2 separate regions of the Homo sapiens genome follow, and region 2 is linked to region 1. A link is a contact called in ENCODE Hi-C data. All regions are on one chromosome and are shown on one strand. The core of a region is the stretch at or near the end of the contact, and the rest is flanking DNA. Distances in the headings are between cores, read along the strand shown. Region 1 has its middle 46 kb from the start of TIMM21. Region 2 overlaps FBXO15 (F-box protein 15).

Evidence for each region. A loop is a pair of places that touch in the nucleus more often than their neighbours do. Pooled maps may share reads with other maps.
Region 2: a map of HepG2 shows a loop between it and region 1 (20-fold over the local background). The contact joins two enhancer-like sites. A Hi-C loop is called at or near these places in 3 of 168 maps with a recorded cell type or tissue (CD8-positive, alpha-beta T cell, HepG2 and naive thymus-derived CD4-positive, alpha-beta T cell), 1 of 37 single-sample maps with no recorded cell type and 12 of 50 pooled maps.

The regions. Positions count from the first base shown.
Region 1 is chr18:74,191,669-74,197,745 of GRCh38, reverse strand. No RefSeq gene overlaps it. Among named protein-coding and RNA genes, the nearest start is that of TIMM21, 46 kb to the right of the region's middle. RefSeq lists an enhancer at 1-145. Within about 2 kb of position 1,250, at least 9 of the 41 ENCODE cell types and tissues checked have a DNase peak (open chromatin) inside an H3K27ac peak, as active enhancers do.
Region 2 is chr18:74,078,452-74,084,818 of GRCh38, reverse strand. FBXO15 (F-box protein 15) reads left to right here. Exons shown (of 10, transcript NM_001142958.2): 9 at 2,768-2,892. Among named protein-coding and RNA genes, the nearest start is that of FBXO15, 66 kb to the left of the region's middle. Within about 2 kb of position 2,163, at least 6 of the 41 ENCODE cell types and tissues checked have a DNase peak (open chromatin) inside an H3K27ac peak, as active enhancers do.

The sequences.
Region 1 (6,077 bases), core at 1-2,500:
AGCTTCCTGCCCTACTGGCTTCTCCAAGTGGGAGGGGAGGAGCATTTCCGGGACCAGGCTATATACAATGTGGCTTTTGGAGAAAATACATTTAAAAAACTCTTTCTCAAATTAAAATATATCTTTTAAAGTGTTTTTTCTTTTTTTTTAGACAGAGTCTCCCTCTGTCACCCAGGCTGGAGTGCAATGGTGTGAACTCGGCTCAGTGCAAGCTCTGCCTCCCAGGTTAATGCCATTCTCCTGTCTCAGCCTCCCGAGTAGCTGGGACTACAGGTGCCCGCCACTGCTCCTGGCTAACTTTTTGTATTTTTTTTTTTTTTTAGTAGAGACAGGGTTTCACCGTGTTAGCCAGGATGGTCTTGATCTCCTGACCTCATGATCCGCCTACCTCGGCCTCCCAGAGTGCTGGGATTACAGGAGTGAAAGGGTTTTAGCAAATTAAGCTTCTTATGGGGGAAAAACATCAGGGGAATGTTTCATAGTCCCTTTGAGATTTCTAATGCACTTAGGTCTTGGGGATTTTGTACTCACTTTCTTTTTGCTTTTTTCTCTGATAAATCCAGTGATGAACAAAATATTCCCTTTGGGAGAGAGTGGGAATGATTTCAAACTTCCAACATTTCAAGTAATAAACACTTTAAGAGTATATCAATTGCTTCACTTTTCCCATTAAATGCATGTTACTTTACATACTGGCCATATCCCTTTTGTGCAAAATACAACACAAGTTTAGCTGAATTCTCTCCCTCCCCCAAAGAGTGAATTACTCCCTTACCCATGCTGCCTGTCCCTGTGCAAATGTTGGCTCTGGTACTTGTAGTTATTTGTGCTTCCCATTCATCTATTCTTGAGGACAAGGATTGAGTCTTTTTTCAAATTTGTGGCCTCATTGTCTAGCACAAAGGCTTATGGAATGCAAACTGTAATATTTAAATATTTGTTGAATACATGGAGGCTGTGTCCAAATTTTTTAAAATTTAATTGGACTTACTAGGGGATATCGAAATGTAAATAAATGCTATATAAAATATATCTTAAAGAGACAAATACCTTTAAAAGGATATTCTAAAGGAAGAATGGTCTCAAAAGAATGCCTTTATAGTGTAAATAATTATCAACTTAGTTAATATCATAAACCTGGGTGGATCAATTCATTATGGTGGTGTCGGTTGCCCTCTAGTGGCCATGAAGGGGTAAGGCGTCATTTAGGCTCTGAAGACCCTGAATTTCTGTTACGATGGCTGAGAACCAGGAAGCCTTCTCACCCACCCAGCAGAGGGAATTGGTTTGGAGACAGAACAAAACGACAAAAGGCAAACAGTAGAATCAACTCAACGATACCTGGTTCTTTCATATGGAATACTTAACATTCTTCCTCTATTTACAAAGACAAACAAAGAGCCAAAGCCTCAGGTATGAGCAAATGAAGGTTAGGGCTCCCTCTTTTGATGAAACGCATTAATCTACCATTCTGAGCATGTTTGCTGCCGTGTACTGAAAAGTTAAACGCATGGCAGGAAGGAATAGAATCAGTTCTGTCTTCTTTATCTTCATTACTCCTCTCTCCTTTGGATCAATGGAAGACGCAAAGACAAGATGTAGAACTCTGTATGTTTCAGAATACTATGAACGTTTTTGGTTCCATTGCCCATTTTTGGTATGGTGGAATGATTTTGCTATTCTAAGCAGCATATAAATCTGGATTTGGGAAAGTTGTATACCTGGATTCCTCAGCAATGGTTTATTTTCTCTCAGGGCTCTGGCACTCGGGGAGGCAAGAGGAGGACTCACTTTGGGCACCCAATTTAAAGGAAGTGACAAAAACTCAGTCATCAAGATAAATTATACACACACACACACACACACACACACACACACACACACATATATATATATATATATATATATATATATATATATATATACAGAGAGAGAGAGAGAGAGAGAGAGAGAGAGAGAGAGACAGAGTCTCGCTCTGTTGCCCAGGCTGGAGTGCAGTGACGCAATCTTGGCTCACTGCAACCCCTGTCTCCCGAGCTCAAACAATTCTCCTGACTCAGCCTCCCAAGTAGCTGGGATGACAGGCGCACACCACCACCTGGTTAATTTTTGTATTCTTAGCAGAGACAGGATTTCACCATGTTGGCCAGGCTAGTCTCGAACCCCTGACTTCAAATGATCCACCTGCTTTGGCCTCCCAAAATGCTGGGATTACAGGCATGAGCCACTGCACCTGGCCTGGATAAATAATACTTTAAAGAAATATTTTTTAAAATCAAAATCCATGCAGAATATCCAGGATTAACAAAATGTCAACACTTGCAGTAAAGACACGATCAGAGATACTGGTTTTTCCTTTGCCCCAGTCTCCACTGTGGTCTGGCATGGCACTGTTTCCTCTTTGCCCAAAATGAGCTTGTTAAGAGAGCAACATTGGCCGGGCATTGTTGCTCACATCTGTGATCCCAGGACTTTGGGAAGCCGGAGTGGGAGGATTACTTGATACCAGGAGTTTAAGACCAGTCTGGGCAACAGAGTGAGACCCCGTCTCTACAAAAAAAAAAAAAAAAAAAAAAAAATAGCTGGGCGTGGTGGCACGTACTTGTAGTCCAGCTACTTGGGAGGCTGAGGTGGGAGGATGGCTTGAGCCTGGGAGGCCAAGGCATCAGTGAGTCGAGATGGCACCACTGTACTCCAACCCAGGCGACAGAGCAAGACCCTGTTGGGGGAAAAAGAGAGAGAGAGAGAGCAGTGCTTCTGTGTGGGTCAGAGCCCAGCCTCTGTAGCTGGGGGAGCTGGATTTTGAAACAGATGCTGCTGTTGCTTACTCAAGAACCTGATTCTTGGCAAAGTTCATACCTTATCTCATCATCATTGTGAATCCTTAGAAGCACATAGTCGTTCCTGGCTGGGTCAGGCAGATGAGATGAAAGGAGGAGGAGGGATTCTCAGTGTGAAAGACTCATCCCACTGCTGTTGGCTTTGAAGATGGAGGAAGGAGACCAAGAGCCCAGGAGTGTGGCAGCCTCTAGAAGTTGGGAATGGCCCCAGATGACAACCAGTGAGAAAGCAGTGACCTCAGTCCTACAATCTTGAGGAACTGAATTTGCCTGTAACCCAAATGAGCAAGGAAACAGATCCTTCCCAAGAGCCTGTAGTGAGTTTCTCAGCCCTGTGGACACCTTGATTCCTTTCCTTTCTGATCTTCTCCTCTTCTCATTCTACCATCTCCCTTAGCAGTCCCAGCCACTCCTCAGATGTTAATATTTCTATGCCACTTCCAAATCTTTTTGAAAGAAGAGATTTTCCAAGTCTTTGCCCATCTACAATGAAAAAATTCATTAAGGAATGTGAAGAACATTATTATTTCTTCTTACTATAATATTTCTTTTTTTCCTCAAAATGATTCTGACTTTAGGTGAGAGGTTTTCAACTATGATGAAGAGGCAGGGGAGGACATGTTATCTTTAAACTCCCCCCGGGATTTTCAGTGCTAAGGTGGCAGAACAGAGGACAGTGGTGCTGCCTCCTCCTCTCCAGGACTCCTCAGGCCACACTAAGGATTAGGTAGTAGCCAGTGGAGCAAGAGGGCCAGGGCCTGGAGGAAGCAGCTGCTGGTAGGTGGCATTGGGAACAGAGCCTTGGCACAGTGGGCAGCCTCGCCGTTTGCAGAGAAATCAAAGCTGAAACAACCAATCCAACTTCGTTCGAACAGCAGAAGGCTGGCAAAGACCTCTGATAGGGACAGGATATGTGTTCAGACAAAGCACCATGAGGCAGCTGGTGACGGGAATGGGATGGCTTCCATGGAGCAATCTCCAATAACAATCCAAAGTTAAAAGCAAGGGGCAAGGAGCGGGTACAGTCAAGAAGGAGAAAGGAAGCCTTCGTGCTTGCCTTTGCATGGAATGCCTCCTGAAGAAGGAGAGAAACTGCTGATGGAAGCCATCCACGTGGAGGGGGGGATGGTGGAGGGGGATGGATGAGTGGGGGTGATGGAGGGAGGGTGGGGGTGGTGGGGGGGGTGGCAGAGTGGGGGTGATGGAAGAGGGGTGGTGGAGGGGGGATGATGGAGGGGGGTGATGGAGGGGGGTTGGTGGAGGGGACAGTAGTGAGTGTGACCTTCCTTGTCTCTGTGCCTCTTGGAGTAACCTCTGCGCACTAATGCTGTTTGCTGTGCTCAGTTGGAGAATCCTTGTCCTAGATTCTCCTATATTCTTTACATGCCGGCCAAGGCAGTAGGAGATTTGATGTTGCTGAAAAACAGCTTTTAAAATACTACCCTCTGCTTTTTTCATATTTATTACATACTAATTTGGCATAGAATACTATGCCTGATGTGAATATAGAATATGCATTGAATGAACAGCTGTTGCTTTGCTTTTGCTATCCCCATGTGTTAATGGTTTTTTCTTGTAAAAAGCTAAAGAAAATAAAGCCTTCGATTTATTTTATGTGCCTGTTAAAAGTCAAAATAATAGTAGTCTGTATGCTTTGAAGTCTATGATAATAGCACCTTTTCCAGTATTTCATGCAACTTGTGAAATTGCAGCTGACAAGGAGGTAGATGGTAGTAAACTCAACACTGTGTGTCCCTGGTGTGGTGACTGCGACATTCCACGGAAACGTAGGAGCTTTAAGTCTGTTCCCTTTTTCTGACATTTTATTTACCTCCAAGAATTTGTTCAATAATACATTTTTCCCTCATTTTCTTCTCTCATAGATTTCAGTTTTTTTAATTTGCTGATTCTAAGTTTTATTTTCTGACATCTAAGAAGTATTTTGTCTTAGAAATAGTGACATAAAAATAGGCAAGAAGCATCTAAATTTTAGCAACGTCTATCATTCTGATGAAAATTATATAACTATAAACAATTGCTACATTTATGCATTATTATGTAATATATCAAACTTATTTATATGCAATTCTTACATTGTGGGTTATCATGGCAAACAAATATATTATTGCACAGTAATAATAAATGTCACAGTGAAAGAAATAGAAGGCTTAAATTGTCATCTCAGCAATACCATTCTGGTAAATACCCATAAGGAATACAATGGCAAACATTAACTTTATCAAGTGATCTAATAGCAATAGGAGTTCCTTTTTAGTTATTTATTTTTATTTTTGAGAGACAGAGTCTTGCTCTGTTGCCCAGGCTGGAGTGCAGTGGCACGATCTTGGCTCGCTGCAACCTCTGCCTCCCAGGTTCAAGCGATTCTCCTGCTTCAGCTTCCGAAGTAGCTGGGATTACAGGTGTGTGCCACCATGCCCAGCTAATTTTTGTATTTTTTAGTGGAGATGGGGTTTCACTATATGTTGGCCAGGCTGGTCTCGAGCTCCTGACCTCAGGTGATCCGCCTGCCTCAGCCTCCCAAAGTGCTGGGATTACAGGCGTGAGCTACAGTGCCCGGCCGGGGGTTCCTTTTTATGTTTTAAAATGTTTGCTGATCAGTACATCAGCTAGAATTGCAGCTCTTGTTTAGAAACCTGGGCTATTTTAGATCTTATTATATCAATAAAACATTTTGATTATCATTAAAATATTTTGCTGATCAAATCTTTTGATTTGCCAAAGTTATGTTTTGTGACTTGAAGCAGAACTTTTCTCTCTCTCTCTATATGTATATATTGTATATCAGTCCTTGTAGAATAATATGCTTTATTTCTATCATCAGAAAGTTGTCATAATACATTAATTTTTTGTTAAAACAACACCTTTTACTGCTATCTGCCAGAAAACTGTTATAAATATTTTAAAATGCCATCTTTGGGGTTAACAAAATGATAATAATAATGTTAAAAATTGTCATAACGACAAGGTGGCACCTAAGAGGCATGGTGCATCCAGGTATGGCGCCTGAGCGTACATGGGGGCGGCCACACGCCCTGCAGCCTGTGCCGCTGCACTGCGTGCCTGGCTCCAGCTCCCTTCCATCGGCCTTTGGACAGGCCGCACCTCCCACCTGAAATGTCCCCTTCCTGCCACCCACATTGCTCTGGCCCCTTGGACATGCAGCTTGGCTGTCGGCACCCTGTCTGTGTTTACTCCCCTGCCCGCCCTGGGGAATGT
Region 2 (6,367 bases), core at 914-3,413, 110 kb after region 1:
TCGGAACTTGACCGTGGTTATACAGTTAATAAATGGCTGAGCAGGGTTTGGAATGAGGTCTTTATGAGTCTAAAGGCCATGCTTACCAGTACAGTGTCACTGGAAACCAAGGATGGTGAGCCTCAAATTGTATTTTGCTGAATTTTGCAGATGGTCTTGTGTATTGGTAAGTTAAGATTAGAGTCTCCAAGAACAGAGTTTATTCTGAATGACTTAAGGAGCACGGGAATTTAATGAAGGCTATACTTGCTCATAGTCTCTCTAGGAGAGCCACACTCTGTGTTTATAGATGCAAAGCCATGCTCTGTGGCTTCTCTTGTGAAACTATCAGCAGTATAGTAACCATTAGCAGCCTCAGAACCTCTGCTCCTGCCCGCCTGAGGCGCAGGCCCCTGCCACTGCCTCTGCCAGCAGATGGCTCTTCCCGTTCTCTTCCTCCTCTCATGCTCATTTCCGACTCCAGGTTTACAGGAACACATGTGTCTCACTGAAGGAGCCTGCATCACCAGTGACCGGCTTATAAGGAGGGCTGGGAGCAGAGGCTGTGGGACTCATAGGCTGAGCCATTACTTCAAGTATTGGGAAGCCATAGTGATTCCCCAGTGTATCCTGCTTGCTAATTTATAAATAGGCTTTTCTCTTGGGAGTAGTATGAAAACAAACATGAGAATCTGAATCTGCATTATAAATTATTGGCTAGTAATTAATTAGTGCTATGTTTTGCATATTTCTTACTCTATTGTAACATAGACTCTGGACACAGAACAGGGTTTGGATCATGTTTCTGCCGTTGACCAGGGATCTGACCTTGGGCGAGTTACTGTTAACCTCTCTGCATCAGTTTTATCACCTATGAATTCAGAAAATTATATTACCCAGTTAATATTATTATTAAGGTGTTAAAGTATTCTTCTAAGCTGTTAAGTGTCTAACTCAGTGGTTGGTATACAATAAGTACTCAAAAATACACCTATTTTATATACACACACTTTCACACATCTGTTCCATGTGCAGACTGTTTAAATGTAGGAAGAGCTTAACCTTTCTCTGTCTTATAAGTGGTTACAGAGGGTTGGCGGAAAGAGCTCTGACCTTTGGAGACACCACAGTGTTATAATTGTTCTGAAGTGGGAGAATACCTGGTAATAACAAAATAACAGTCTCTGCTTCCTACAGGGATTTGAGGTTTATTAGCTCAGGCAGTTGCCACTGAGACGTTATTGGCTGCTGTATTTGGAGTGCATTTTCTGCCGTGTCCTGGGGACAAGCTGTGTGGAAGATGAGCTCCTGGTTTTCTGTAGGCGCCGTCGGCTGCCTGCCTTTGCCGCACCAGTCAGAGGCCTCCCTTGGTTTTGCACGTGGCTGCAGTAGTGCAGGGCAGAGCAGAGTCACATCTGGTCCATTCAGAATGTCATTACTGTGCCTCCACTGAGGCCTCGCTTTTCATACACTTCCTCCCTGCTTCCGTCGAGCCCTGCTGAGGTGACGAGGTGATGAGGTGACAGCAGAGCTGTTGCCTGGGAAGGGTCCGTGTCATTTGGCATTTCTTCCTATGCCTGGGGAGAGTGGAAGGGAAGCTACACAGCTCTTGCTAATTACTCAGCATTAGAGAGGAAAATGTGGGCTGCCTCTGTCCTTGGAACAGAAGTAAGACGTGGAGAAACCAGCAGTGTGGCATCTGGGCAAGGAGCTCCCGTTTGCGGGGCTGGAAACCCTGCCTCTGCGTCCTCTTTCACTTAAAGCATATTACTGGGTCACAAAAGAGGCCCCAGGCAAAGTGTGGGCTTTAACCTTCTGGTGACACTGAAGTTGGAGAACACTGTATAACATTTCTAGAGCAGAGCTTTGGCTCCCAAGGCAGCTTGGCTTTGGTTTTATTTTGTCTCATGAAATAACCAGGCCAGGGCTGGAGAACATTTGCTCTTTTCCATGATTTTTCTGTTTGCTTTGCCCTGTGACTTGCATCTTCCCTTTGTTCAGACTTCCATCTCTGGAGAATTCTCGGGTATGAGTTGTGTTGCTGTCGGTTGGTTTGTGTGAGAAGCAACTGATGGTCGCTTCTCAGGGTGCGTTCAGACAGAACCAGGAAGCTTGTGTCTGTGTGAGACCGAGTGGTGCTGCGGCTCTCCCTGCCACAAGAGGCCTGTGGCAGCAGGGCTAGTGTGCTGTGTGGGTGCGAGGGCTCCTCCGTGTGGCCAGGCTGCCAGTAGCTGGCTTGGAGCTGGCAGCAGAGGGCCAGGGTTTGGCCTCCAGCTAGGTGGGCATGTGCACGGACTCTCACTCAGTTACAAGCATGTGCAGAGGTGTTGGTTTATTTCATGTGAGTTTCTTCCACTCCTCTTCATGTTCGCCTGCTCTCCAGCCCCTTGTTTCTTTGCCATTTCTGCACCTGCTTTCTTCAGCTGTGTAATTCTAGATATCGGTTTCCAACACTGTTGGCTTACCCACATCAGAAGAACCCTTTCCTCCTTCAGCGACCACCTTTCCATCAGTGACAGGTGGCTATCCAGGCTCGCCTCAGCCAGCTTCCCCTGACTCACCTTTGACATCACCTTTCTGGGCACTTGTTAATGTTTCTGCCTCTGGGACACAGATGCATCACTCTGGCCTCAAGCCAGAGGCTGGGATTGCTGTGCCCATGTTGCCCTCATCGCTGAGGCCAGGGCTTACCAGGGTGAGGTATCCTTATAAAGTCGCCGACTGAACGTGCTTGGTTTGTCATCTTGCACTGGAAGACAGTGATTGAAACAATCTTATATCTTTTCAGGAAATATTGAAAATGGACATGTGAAGCTCATTGTTATACATTTAAAAAATAACAGAGAACACCTACCTCTTATTGGAAAAGTTGGCCTCTCGTGGAAAACTGATATTTTTGATGGCTGTATAAAGGTAAAAACAGAACCGTTTTCTTTTCTTCAAGTAACTTGATTTCTATATAATAAAAAGTCTGTTTATATATATAAATTATATTGTCATATATGTATGATGTTTCTTTTATAGTTCTGGATTTATTGTTCTGGTTTCTGAAGGTTGGTGCACATTCTGTTAGCCATTGACAGCCAGTGGATTCACTCATGAGATGCTTATTGAGTACCTTTCATTTGTCACTGAGTATGGTGGAGTTGGAGGGGCAGGTAGTCTGCAGCAGCATTTCAGAACACTGTTGATCACAGTCCCCTACTCTCTCAAAGCCCCTCTGTTTTGTGGAAAGAGAGTGGAACTGAAGGTTGGACCACGCAGGCAGCATCTACTCAAAACATCTTGATCATCCATGTACCAATTTAAAACTTATTGCAGTTATAAATTCTTAGTCCAGGATATAGGGATTTCCTTGAACTGTTAAATAAAGATTAGCCACATGGGTGGGAGAGTTGACTTAGTGGTTGGGAAGTAGCAGGGAAGGAGGGAGGAGGAGGAAGAGGAGAAAGATGTTCTCACAGTTTTGCTTTCTTCTGTCCTTGTGCCCATGGCTGCTCCTGGTTCTTGTCACTCTCCAACTTTATTTTATGGGATGAACAAGATTTTCATTGTCCCAGGGACCAGTGGGATCAATCTCCTGTGACTGCGGGGGCCTCCTGTAACATGGCTTTATACGGCGCTATGCATGCGCACCTTGTTAGAACTATTAATGATGACGACTGGGACCAAGAGTGGTGTTATCATGAAGCACTGTCCCTTGAGCCACTTGATATTTGATGCAATGAGATATTTTACAAATCCTATTTATTCATAGCAAATGTTTAAGTTTTGGTAAAAATGATGTTTATCACACACCATGTTGTTTCATGCCTTTAAGAGCACAGACCTACCTTCTTTCTTTTTCTTCAGATTTCAATAAAGCCTATAATAAAAGTAGGTACTAAGATAAAATATTCACGTCAAAATAGACCTTGAGGATCAAGAAAGGCAGAATGTGAATGTGACTGTCTTTTAAAGGGTCAGCATAATTTTTAAAAATAATTTGTTCTGTGTTTTCTGGTAGTCCAGAGAAAGATGAGAGCAGTCATTTAGTTCTCATTGGGAGAAAAAAGGGAAATGTAGTAATTATACAAAGAAAGCTTTATCCCAGTTCTGATCATTAAAAACAAAATTTCCAATGGGACTTTATGTAGGGCAGACTAAGCTACATAATGGACCCACCCTGAATAGCATCTTAGCAGCAGATGCACTCACAGATTTCTCATAGAAGTTCTCAGAGAAGCTGAAGATACGGCTTCAAAATTGGACCTTTACATGAGCTCCAAGCAGTGATTCTGTAGGTTGCTAAACCAATGTGACTGAGGTGCACAGGTGTTTAGAAAAACAGCTTGATCTGAAAGCAGGATTTTGAGTTTTTAAAGTAGAGAATGGATTGCATGTCCCTGGACAGTTTTCCCCATAAATTCCTTCTCTCAGATGGGCTTTGGGAAAAGATAGCAGATAGCTCAAAAGCTTGTACCTTCTCCCTTGGGCCTGGAGGGTAGATGTGGTTTATTTTCTGTTTGCCTTTTATGCTCTTGGATTCAGTATTAAGACTAAGCCGTCCTCAGAATTCCCAAAAGAATAAAAAGTCAGATCAGTGATGTCATATGTCTTGTATTTGCTGTGCAGCTCAGGTATTTCTCTCCAGGAATCTGATCACCCTAAGAATAGTGAAATGATAACATTTATTTTAAGAAATTGCTTGGAAGGAGTTAAAAACTTTTTTTTTAAAGCATGGACATAAGCTTAGAAAGTTTCTTAGGTACATATGACTTTTAAAAAAATGTAAAATAAAAACCCGGCTCCTTCTGGAAATTGTAGACACAACCTCTGGTGAGGAGCTTCTACTAAATAGTTTACGATGCCTGTCAGAGCATAGGCTACTGAGAAAGTACGTCACCCAAATACGATGCTGGTGGAAGGACAAAGAAGTGAGAAAATATTAATGATAATGACGGAGGATGCTGCCTAGTTGTGTCGTGTTGGTTGAAGTGATGTGCAGTCGTGAAAGGACATCTGATGTCCTTGGGACCTGCTGTTCCCATGAGAATCTCCGTCTTCCTCCAACCTCAGAGTTGAGTGACCTCCAACACTTACTGGTGTGGAGGTAATTCAGGTGGAAAGTATCTTTAGTTTGAGTTCCTAGAGCAAAAACTCAACAGATCATAAGTTTATGTGGTAAATTATTAAACTTTAAAATTCTTTAAAAATCACATTCTAAGTAGGTCAGTTTTTTATTCTTTTTTTAAAAAACTCAAAAGATACTGATAATTATTACAATAATATTATGAATGAGCTGTATTTTAATTGTGGTAAAATAAACATAAAATTTACCACCTTCACCACTTGACTTCTATATTTCAGTGGCTTACATACCTTCTCATTGTTGTATAACCATCACTACTGTCTAATCTCCAGAACTTTTCATTTAAAGATGCTTTCAGTGGCCACGTGTTAGTACTGAATCCATGCAGGACGCTTGCTCTGTAAGTGGTTACCATGCTATTTTACAAAGTCATGTTGAAACAGCTAGGCTACCCTCTCAAGGTAACCTTGCTGCAGTCTTCAGCATAAGTCAAGTAATCAAAGTGAAATACTCTCCTGCTCTGTCTCCTCCCAGCGCCTATCAGAATTTCAGATGGATGGATTTTCTTTTGGTGAGGCTTTTCCCGTATGTTTCTTTTATGTTTTTCTTTCACTCCTTGGCATTTTTGATGTTATTTTAATGTTACTTCTAAATCTATATGGAGATTGGCATCAATTTTTATTTAGACTAGATATTTCAGTGTAGTTCTGTGGTTCTGCTTTATGTAAGAACAGCTGAGTTCAGTAGAGCCTGCTGTGGGTACATCGTGGGTCAGCATGTTGTGGGTGGCCGTGGCCCATGAGAAAGGCATCCTGGCCACTTCACTTGACAAGCACTGCAGCTGCATGGGTGATTAAGGCTGCTGGTGCTGATACAACCGAAAATCGCAGGAAGAACAGAACAGTCCCACACGTGCGAGTGCTGCACTCTCCCCAGACACTGAGTTTTGAGCCTGGCGTAGTTCACTGGTCCATGGGAGCGCAGGTGAGGAGAGACTTCCTCCTGCAAGGAGGGTGAGGTCTGCCGACTGCTCAGATGTGTGCCTCCTGGACGTTCAGGGTGAGAGGGACTGATTTAGGAGAGGGATGATTGAAAACAAGTTCTGTGAGGAGAAAGAGGAAAGGGGCCAGTGGGAGGAAGGCTCATGAGAGGTTCTGACATGCATCCCCCCCCAGAAGGTTGGGAGTGATTTATTCTGGAGAAGGAACCCAGTGGAGAAAGAGATGCTTCGGACAGGATGGGAAATAAGGAGCGAGCTTCTAGAGGTGAGGGGCAGCTGGCCCGGGGAGGGGTGCGAGACCCACTGTGCCGCTGCGG